Linked DNA regions of Homo sapiens: region 2 is linked to region 1. A link is an interaction called in ENCODE POLR2A ChIA-PET data of the cell type or tissue named here. Cell type or tissue: MCF 10A. All regions are shown on one strand.

Region 1 (5,000 bases):
GATCACAGCTCATTGTAACCTTGAACAACTGGGCTCAAGTGATCCTCCTACCTCTGCACCTGGACCACAGGCGCATGCCACCACACTGGGTTAATTTTTTTCTTAATTATTATTATTTTGAAATGAGTCTCAGTCTTACTTTGTTGCCCAGGCTGGAGTGTGATGGTGCAATTCTAGCTCACTGCATCCTCTGCTTCCTAGGTTCAAGCGATTCTCCTGCCTTAGCCTCCTGAGTAGCTGGGATTACAGGCACCCACCACCACACCCAGCTAATTTTTGTATTTTTTAGAAGAGACGGAGTTTCATCATGTCGGCCAGGCTGGTCTCGAACTCCCGACCTCAAGGGATCCACCCACCTCAGCCTCCCAAACTGCTGGGATTACAGGTATGAGCCACCATGCCCGGCCTACTTTTCCATTTTTAATTTTATGTTTACTGCTTTTCTTGTGACTGCTCTGAGAAAATTTGTCCTATTCCAAAGTTATGAGAATATTCATCTAAATTTGTTCTAGAAGCTTTATAGTGTTAGCATTTAGATTTATGAAATAGGGGGGCAAGGTTTATTTTTTCCCGTACATTGATTCAATAGTTCCAGCACCATATTTGTTAATGAGACTTCCTCTCCCTATTGAATTATCTTGATATCTTTGTCAGAACTCAAGTGACCATCTATCTATGGACCCTCTTTTTTTTTTCTTTTTTGAGACAGAGTCTCGCTTTGTGGCCCAGGCTGGAGTGCAGTGGCACGATCTTGGCTCACTGCAACCTCCACCTCCCAGGTTCAAGCAATTCTCCTGCCTCAGCCTCGCGAGTAGCTGGGACTACAGGCGCGTGCCACCATGCCCGGCTAATTTTTTGTATTTTTAGTAGAGACGGGGTTTTACAATGTTGGCCAGGATGGTCTTGATCTCCTGACCTTGTGATTCCCCAAGCCCTGGCCTCCCAAAGTGCTGGGATTACAGCTGTGAGCCACTGCACCAGGCCTTGTAGAAATCTTAAAATCAGGTTCTGGCCAGGCAGTGTTGAATAGGAGCAAGAATAGACATTCTTGCATTTTTCCCGATCTAAGAGGAAAGCATTCAGTATTTCACCAGTAAGTATGATACATAGCCTTTATCAGAATAAGAAAATTATCTTATATTCCTGCATTTCTGAGAATTATTATGAATGAATATTGAATTTTGTCAAATGTTTTTCTGACATCTACTGAGATGATCATATGGTTTTTCATTATTCCATTCATAATTATATTGATTGATTTCCAGTATGAAATCAACCTTGCACTCCTAGGATAAACTCCTTTTGGACTTGAGGTATTGTTCTTTTTATATATTGCTGGATTCAAGTTGCTAATATTTTGTTAAAGATTGGTATGTCCATGTTCATGAGGAATATTGGTATGTAATTTTCTTTTCTTCTGGCATCTTTGTTCTATTTTGATTTCAAGACAGTTTTTTGCTGTTCTCATCAAACAAATTGGAAACTATTCCTTCCTGTTTCACTTTCTGAAAGAGTTTGTATAAGATTGGCATTATTAATTTGTCCTTAAATGTTTTAAAGAATTTACCAGTGGAACCATCTGGGCCTGAAGTTTTATCTGTGGGAAGGTTTTAAATTAGGAAGTCAGTATCTGTAATAGGCAATACCTATTAAAAGGGACAATTTAGATTTTGTATACTCTTGTGTCAGTTTTGATGATTTGTATTTTTCAAGGAATTTTCTCATTTCATCTAGGTTACTGAATTTAATGGCATGCCATTATAATAATATTCATTTTTTATCTTTTTGATGTCTGTAAGATCTATGATGATATCCCCCCTTTCATGCTGATATTGATAATTGATATTTTCTCTTTTTCTTCATAATCGGCCTTACTGGAGTTTATCAATTTTATTAATCTTTTCAGAGAACTAACTTCTGGATTTGTTAATTCCTTGTTTGTATTGTGTTCACTTCTGTTCTTATCTTTATTATTTCCTTTCTGCTACTTATTATGGGTTTAATTTGCTTTTCTTTTCTAGTTCTTAAAGTGAGGTTTGGATCATCATTTTAAAAATGTTATTCTTTTATAACACTGTAAGCATTTAGTGCTATAAATTTTACTCTAAGCACCGCCTTAGCTACAGCCCTTAAATTTGCTATGGTGGATTTTCACTCAGTTTGAAATATTTTCTAATTTCCCTTGTGGTTTCCTTCTTGTTCCATGGATGCTGTTTAATTTTCAAATATGTGGGGCTTTTCTAGTTATCCTAGTATTGATTTAATAAGAACCAATTGTTGTCATAAGAAAACATACTCTGTAAGATTAAAACTTATTCCTGTAATCCCAGCACTTTGGGAGGCTGAGGTGGGCAGATCACCTGAGGTCAGGAGTTGAAGACCAGCCTGGCCAACATGGAAACCCCGTCTCTACTAAAAATACAAAAATTACCCAGGTGTGGTGGTGTGCACCTGTAGTCCAGGCTGCTTGGGAGGCTGAGGCAGGAGAATCGCTTGAACCTGGGAGGTGGAGGTTGTAGTGAGCCAACATTGTGCCATTGCACTCCAGCCTGGGTAACAGAGGAAGACTCCATCTTAAAAAAAAAAAAAAAAAAAAAAAAAAAGGCCAGGTGCAGTGGTTCATGCTTGTAATCCCAGCACTTTGGGAGGCTGGGGCAGGTGGAACACCTGAGGTCAGGAGTTCGAGACCAGCCTGGCCAACATGGTAAAACCCTGTCTCTACTAAAAATGCAAAAATTAGCCAGGTGTGGTGGCGTATGCCTGTAATCCCAGCTGCTCAGGAGGCTGAGGCAGGAGAATTGCCTGAACCCGGGAGGTGGAGGTTGCAGTGAGCCAAGATCGTGCCACTGCACTCCAGCATGGGCAACAAGAGCAAAACTCCATCAAGAAAGAAAGAAAGACAGGAAGGAAGGAAGGAAGGAAGGAAGGAAGGAAGGAAGGAAGGAAGGAAGGTAGGTCAGTCAGGAGGGAAGTCAGGAAGGAAGGAAGGAAGGAAGGAAGAAAGAAAGGAAGAAAGGAAGAAGCCCCTCTAAAAAATGGAAATGGCAAGGAAGTAGATTTTTTTCCCTAGAGCCTCCAACAAGAGCAAGGCCCTGGTTTGGCCCAGTGAAACTGATTACAGACTTCTGACCTCCAGAGCTGTAAGGGAATATATGTGTGTTGTTTTGAGCCACTCAGTTTATGGTCATTTGTTATAGCAATCATAGGAAACTAACACATGTTTTGGCATCTGAAAGTGGGGTGTTGCTGCAACAAATACCTAAAAATCTGGAAGTGGGGTGCTGTTGTAAAAATACCTCAAAAATGTACCTGTAGTGCCAAGTATTTGGGAGGCTGAGGTGGGAGGCTCACTTGAGCTCAGGAGTTTGAGTCCAGCCTGGACAGCAAGACCCCTATCTCTTTAAAAAAAAAAATGGAAGTAGTTTTGGAATAGGGTAATAGGGCTGGAAGAATTTTGAGAAGCACAATAGAAAAAGCCTAGATTGCTTTAAACAGACTGTTATCAGAAATATTGATTTGAAAGATTCTGCCAGTGAGGGCCAGGAGGAAGTGAGAAACACAGTATAGAAAGCTTGTATCACCTCAGAGAATATCTATATTGTCATAAACAGACTGTTAGTAAACATGTGAACATTAAAGGTGCTGCTGGTGAAGGTTCAGAAGGAAATTATTGGAATTTGGAAGGAAGAGGGTCCTTGTTATGCAGCAGCAGAAACTTTTGCTGAATTGTGTCCTGAAGTTTTAGGAAAATAGAACTTGTAAGCAATGAACTTGGTATTTAGCTAAGATTTTCAAGCAAAGGGTTGAAAGCATAGGCTGGGTTCTTCTTGCACCTTATAATAAACTTTAACAGGTAAGAGATAAAATGAGGGAAGAGGCGGGGCATGGTGGCTCACACCTGTAATACCAGCATTTTGGGAGGTCGAGGCGGGTGGATCACGAGGTCAGGAGATGGAGACCATCCTGGCTAACACAGTGAAACCCCGTCTGTACTAAAAATACAAAAAATTGGCTGGGCATGGTGGCAGGTGGGGCCTGTAGTCCCATTTACTCAGGAGGCTGAGGCAGGAGAGCCACTTGAACCCAGGAAGCGGAGGTTGCAGTGAGCCGAGATCATACCACTGCACTCCAGCCTGGGCAACAGAGACAGAGCAAGACTCTGTCTCAAAACAAAAAAAAAAAAAAAGAAAAGGGGGAAGAAATGTTAAGCAAAAAGGAAGCAAGGCTTGATGATCTGGGAAATTCTCAGACTCTCCAGATTGCAAAAGATGTTAAACTTCCAGAGATACACTGTTAAGAAAGCGGGCTCTAGATTGAAGGCCAAAGGTATGGCTAGACAACCTTTTCTAGTGCTGAAGAGATCACATATGTGATTCATGGAGTCCCTCAACCGTTTTAGCAAAAGCCATGAATAGAGATCGAATGGTCTATGGAGGAGCCTTTTGTTTAATGGAGTAAATCTCTGTGACATACACAGGAGACCACTAAGGTTTTTGAGAGTATTATAACAGCAGCACTGTCAGCTTGGACTGAAAGGGATGGACAGAGAATGAAATGAAAGAAGACTGTCAGAGTCCCAAATTCTACAGGCAGGAAACAGGCTGATAAAACTGCTCAGCTGCAAACATATGCTACCGTTCCAGAAAAAGAAAGATGACTTTGAGGTGGGGTGCCTTGGGCCCAGAGGGTGGAGTCTCAAGCCACAGAGAATTGTTTCCAGGTCTTGAGACATAATGGAGTTTGCTCAGTTGGAATTCAAAATTGCTTGAGGCTAGTGATGACTCTTTTCCTTCCATTTTCTCCCTTTTGGAATGAGAATATCTACAACTGTTATCCTGTGCCTGTCATGCAATTATGTATTGGAAGCAAACCATTTGTTTTCTAGTTTTACAATTCCACAGATGGAGAGAGATTTTGCCCAGGATGGACCATGCCCAAAGTCTCCTCCACACCTGATTTAGATTATATGGGCAACGAGATTTAGAACTTTTGAGCTGATG
Region 2 (5,000 bases), 190 kb before region 1:
GGCAAACGGGCATAACCTCCAGGTCTAGCCTTTGTCGTTCATAAGGCAGGCAAAAAAGGACTGCTGGGGACAGGGGAAGAGGAGGAAGGAGGAAGAGGAAGAAGAGGAGAAGAGTGAAGAGGGGGAGGAGGAAGAGGAGGGAGGAGGGAGGAAGAAGAGGAGAGAGAAGGGAGAGCAGGAGGAGGGTACGAAGAGGAAAGAGGAGGAGGAAGAGGACAGGGAAGAGGAGAGAAGAAGGAAGAAGAGGAGGTGGGGAGGAGGGGAGGAGGAAGAGGAGGGCAGGAGGAAGAAGAGGGAGGAAGGAGGGGAAGGAGAGACCCAGGTTTACCCTACTCTAGGCTGTGGGGATGTGTGGGCCTCTGGCCACCCCACTTACAAAATGCTTTAGCTATCATCAGGATCATCTACATAACATGCAAAATGAAAATGAGGGGTCCCTTGTCCAAAATTCAGTAAGAATGTCATGATGGGGAAAGCAGAACTTCACCAAGCTCGGGGCCCTTCTCATGCCCTGTGACTGCTCAGCCAGGAAATGGGCCCTGCCTCCTGGGGAGGAAATGGCCCCCGTTAGGAGACAGCAGGTGACCCCAGGCCTGCAGGCCTCTGTGGCCTGCTCACAGCCAATGACCAGAGGCTCCTCAATCCTAGGGCAGGGGAGGGCTCAAGGCCACCGGCACCTGTGGCTCTCTTTTTGGGGCTCAGAGAAGTCCCCTGGAAAGGCCTGGCAGGAGCGGTGAGGATGCAACCAGACCTCAGCCTTCTGCATGTTGTTCAGAGTCTGGCCTTGCTTCCTGTCCCTGCAGTGCTGTCTGAGCCAGTCAGTGGCCACTTGCCCTGCCCAGCCCAGCCTTCTCCGCAGGAGGCCAAGCCACCCAGGGCCAGCACTGTCTGATCCTCAGCTCAGCCCACATGCCCCCTGGGGTCTGCTTCCTGTCTTCTTTCCAGCCAATTCCCGCCCCTCCAAACCAATGTTATATTTCTCAGTGCAATTTGGGGTGGGTAGAAGAAAGGGTTGTGACGCTGGGGGCAGACACTTGTATGTCGTGAGGACTGCAGGTCACTGGCAGCCCTGGTGACCCCCACTCCCATCCACACATGGCACCATCTGCAGCGCACCCGGGCTCATATTCTCTCAGGCCTGTGGAGTTCTGCAGGCAACTTCTTGCTCCACACACCTGTCCCCACGCCACCTTAGGCCCGCAAGGGTGTCAGCTTCTGCTATTAGGGACTTTGCAGAAGAATGACTGAGGATGCTCAGGACTTAGCTAACTCCTGTGTGTATTTTAAAATGCAACCCAGAAACCCTCTTCCCAGGAAGCCTTCCATTGCCCCTCCTGGGTGCTTCCAAAGAGCCCTGGGCACGCTTCCATCCCAGTTCTTCTCTTTAACACAAGAAAGGGACCTTGGTTTACCCTGGTGGGCGCTCAGAGACCCCCAGCAGGTTTCCTGAGTGCCTGGCTGGGCAGGTGCCAAGCCTCACAGCATCCAGGAGGAGGGAGATCAAACTCAGCAGGTGTGGGAGGGGCTGCACTTGCCCATCTGGAGCCCGGTCAGAGGCTGCTGAAGAAATTTCACATTCTGGGCAGGTGCGGGCTCCACTTCATTTCCTTATCAGGGCCCTGACATTCCTCTCCCGGAAGCCACAGCTGTGCTGGGACAACTTCAGAGAAGCAAGGAGGACTTCAGGAAGGCAGCTCCTTCCAGTCCCAGTGTACCCCAAGACAGCTGCCCTTCCTCCAGCCCCCTTCTTGCTGATTTGGCCAGGCCCATAGTGGTTTCACCACCTTGCAAATTAAGGGCTGAAGCAACATACATACTCCTCTCCCCCTCCATCAAGATTTTAAAAGGCAGCCCACGGAGTTGGATGTTGTTCTAGAAGGCAGGATGATGACGCAGAATGCAATTCAAGTGTAGAGGTTGGAACGAACCTTTGTTCTGCAGCCTTCCAGCTGCAGCATGGGCAAACCTCGGCGTACACTGGGCACGGCAGGTATCAATGCACACACCCTGCCCTCCCCATGCAGTCACCGTGAGAGCCTGAGCAGGTGACAGGCACAAACAGCTGCTCTGTAGACTGTCACAGACAGGCAAACCTTCCAGGCTCACTTTGGTTTTTTGCTTCTGTGTCTATTTTCTTAAATTGAAATGATTTTTTCCTCCAAGGCATAGCAGATTGGCAAGCATCCAACTAGGCACTTTCAGAGGGCCTGATCGTGGCCAGTGGTGATCAGATGAGGCTAACTGTGTGATTAATTGCTTACAAAGCTTCCCGTCCCATGCCCATCGCAGCTCCGGGAACTCATGGGGCAGTTCCTTAGGCCCCCAGATGTGTAACTTGGAAAGAGTCAGAGCCCAAGTGAGTCAATATCAGTTTCTGGTTCAAGTCACTGACGTTGCAAAAAGAAGAATGATTTCCCAAAGCATCTTATTTCATGTATGTGGAACTCTGCTAGGCACTGCCAAAGAAAGATATTTTCAAGGTGAATAATAAGATTGCTTGGCAAATTTCATTTTCTAGAGGGGGTTTACATTCTCTTCTTAGCCTCTTTTTCACCTGACTTGTTCCCTCAATTTGCTACTTTTTCCTCCAGCACTTCTCTTTTTATTTAAATAGTTTGATCACTTGGCTTTTATCTTTAGATAATCGTAAAGAAAGAGTCTCCCTTTGTTGTTGTTGTTGGGTAAAAGAGATGAGGGGAAATCTCTAAAATATCAGAAATGGGAAATGATCCCTGGACCCTCTAACACTCCGAAAACGGTATTGCCAGCCGAACTCTGCTGCGTGTGTGCAAAGAGATCACGTTACATGTCTAACATAGTGTTAGATACTAATAAGCTAATAGCTCAGGTAACTCTCACAACACTGATATTGTTGTCTCCATTTTGCAAATGATGAAACATGTTGAGAGGGGTTTAGTAACTTGCAAAAGGTCACACAGCTTCCAGGTTTGTGCCACTTAATTCCAAGGATTTTGTCTCAGCCAACAGGATTACTGGGCTCCCATCATCTCTCTCGGACCTGGGGCTATCTGCTTCCCCCCTATTTATAAAATAGCCTCACATAAACAGCAAGGGCTTTGTCAGAAGAGTGACCTTTCAGATGGGGGAGGCCTGAACAAAGGCCTACTCTCCCCTCCCTCCAAGTCTGTTCCCAGAACGTCCTTACTGACACACGCTCGGGGAAGGCACATCTAACAAAGCGTCGAAAGTGGATGAAGAACGCCCCTGCCAGGGGAGAATTTGTTCTGTGTCAAAGCCTTTGTTTTGCTCTTGCAAAAGTCTGAGTGAGAGTCATTGAGTTTTCCATGTTTGGAAAAAATCCTTTTTTCCTTCCTTCTTCATTTGGTCTTTCTAAAAAAGCAGTTAGGGTTTCCCTAGTGATCATTATTTCCTTCACTGGGGAAAAGCCTGGTGCTTCTCCTAGGCTGCAGAGTGGAGGCGGTGGCCAACTTTGTTCATTGTATTCCCCCTGGCAGGGCCCAGCTGGGTTGGCGGCAGCTGGGTACAAGCCCAGGCAGGTAGGGGCCCCTGGCTCAATAGCTCCCTCCTGTAGCCCTGGTTAGAAACCTGGCTGGGGCCAAAAGCGAAACCTGCCCCTGCCAAAAAGGAGCTGGGAGGGAAGGAGGGGAAGGGCTTTCAAAACCAAGACACCAAGGATCGGAAAAATTAAGCCCAAGGACTTGGCAGGACAGGTAGCTCCAGCTAAAAATAAAAGTCTGGATGTAAGACTAACTGCCTTTCCCCCTTTAACAAACAAGAAAATCCCCCTAAATGCCAAATGCAAAAGCACTTTCAGAAAAGACCCGAGTAAGGCTTTATTTCATCCCCCGTCTCCACCCGCCGTGTGATGTTCCCGCAGGCTGGATGGCACCGAACATCCTCCACAGCGCTGCTCACCAGGCACGAGGTTCTTCTCCCCCGCCCTTTATGGAACCCATGAGCGTAGGGTAGGGATTACTGAGCGCTGTCGGGTTGGTGAAGTCCCTCCTTCAGAAGCAACTGCTGGGCCTGGGGCAGGAGAACGAGGATGATGGGTCCTTACCAGCCCCTGCAGACCGGGACCCCCTGCAGGGGCTACACGAACCAGCTCAGTGAACTAGCTAGCTAAACTAGCTCCAGGTGAGCGCTCTGTCCCCTCCACACCCAATCAGGCTGCGAGGGCTGCCGGGTCCCTGGTTTGCAGTGCGTAGACCTGGTCGGGCTGAAGGCTGGAGCTCCCAACCTGGCTGACTCTTTTTGAGGGACGCCACCATGGTCAATCGACCCCTAGCAGCACATTCTGGCCAAAACCAGGAAAACCCTGAGTGACTGCCCAGCTGTCTCCTGATTAGCTGCCTTCTTCCTGTTGCAACTAGAGGCCTAGTTTCTAGGCCAAGGGCAGCACCCAGACTGGCACCCAGGGGCCCTCCATCATGGCCACTCTTCCTCTTCCACCATAAGCCCTAAACCCTGCCAAAGGAGGTTGCCCAAGGCCCAGACGGCAAGGACAGGGCTCCAGGAGCAGCCCAGGGCCTCACCAAGGCTCCCTGACCACCCATAAGAGGGAGCAGGGTCCCTCCGGGATACAGAGCCACCCCCAGATACGGCCCCACACTCACTCTCTGGCGTGCCCACTCCAATCCGTCAGGGCAAGCCATCCCATACCTGCCCCACCTCCAGGTCTGCTGTGCAGGTGCTCTGCCCAGAAAGCTCTCCCTCCTCCCTTCTGTGTATCCACATCCTACCTCTCCTTCCAGCAGATCCCCTGGAATCTGCAAGCTGGCCCTACCTTGTCCCTGAAGTCTCTCAGGCCACTCTAGCCCCACGCCACTCCTGGAATCCTCCCTGAAGCTGGAGGGAGATGCAGGATGTGGATACGCAGAAGGGAGGAGGGAGAGCTTCCCAGCAGGGCACCTGCACAGCAGACCTGCAGGTGGGGCAGGGAAGGGAAAGGAAGCTGGGGTGCTTCGTGATTCTTGTGTGCCATACCATGTCTCCCAGTGGCAGGAAGGCTCCTGGGG

Evidence for each region. ChIA-PET counts read pairs that join two places held together with the same protein. Peaks named below come from ENCODE experiments on the same cell type or tissue, not always from the same donor. Only the 100,000 strongest peaks of a DNase experiment are listed, where the experiment ranks them.
Region 2: POLR2A ChIA-PET joins it to region 1 with 6 read pairs; 7 of 35 experiments call an interaction of 5 or more read pairs at or near these places.

Annotation. Positions count from the first base shown.
Region 1 is chr1:226,842,264-226,847,263 of GRCh38, forward strand. No RefSeq gene overlaps it. Among named protein-coding and RNA genes, the nearest start is that of PSEN2, 26 kb to the right of the region's middle. In MCF 10A, no CTCF peak of the experiment used is centred here; no DNase peak of the experiment used is centred here.
Region 2 is chr1:226,654,819-226,659,818 of GRCh38, forward strand. All of the region lies in intron 2 of ITPKB (inositol-trisphosphate 3-kinase B), which reads right to left. ITPKB-IT1 (ITPKB intronic transcript 1) reads right to left here. Exons shown (of 2, transcript NR_103784.1): 2 at 1,262-2,456. Among named protein-coding and RNA genes, the nearest start is that of ITPKB-IT1, 18 kb to the right of the region's middle. RefSeq lists an enhancer at 4,126-4,956. In MCF 10A, no CTCF peak of the experiment used is centred here; DNase peaks (open chromatin) are centred at 1,933, 2,303 and 3,543.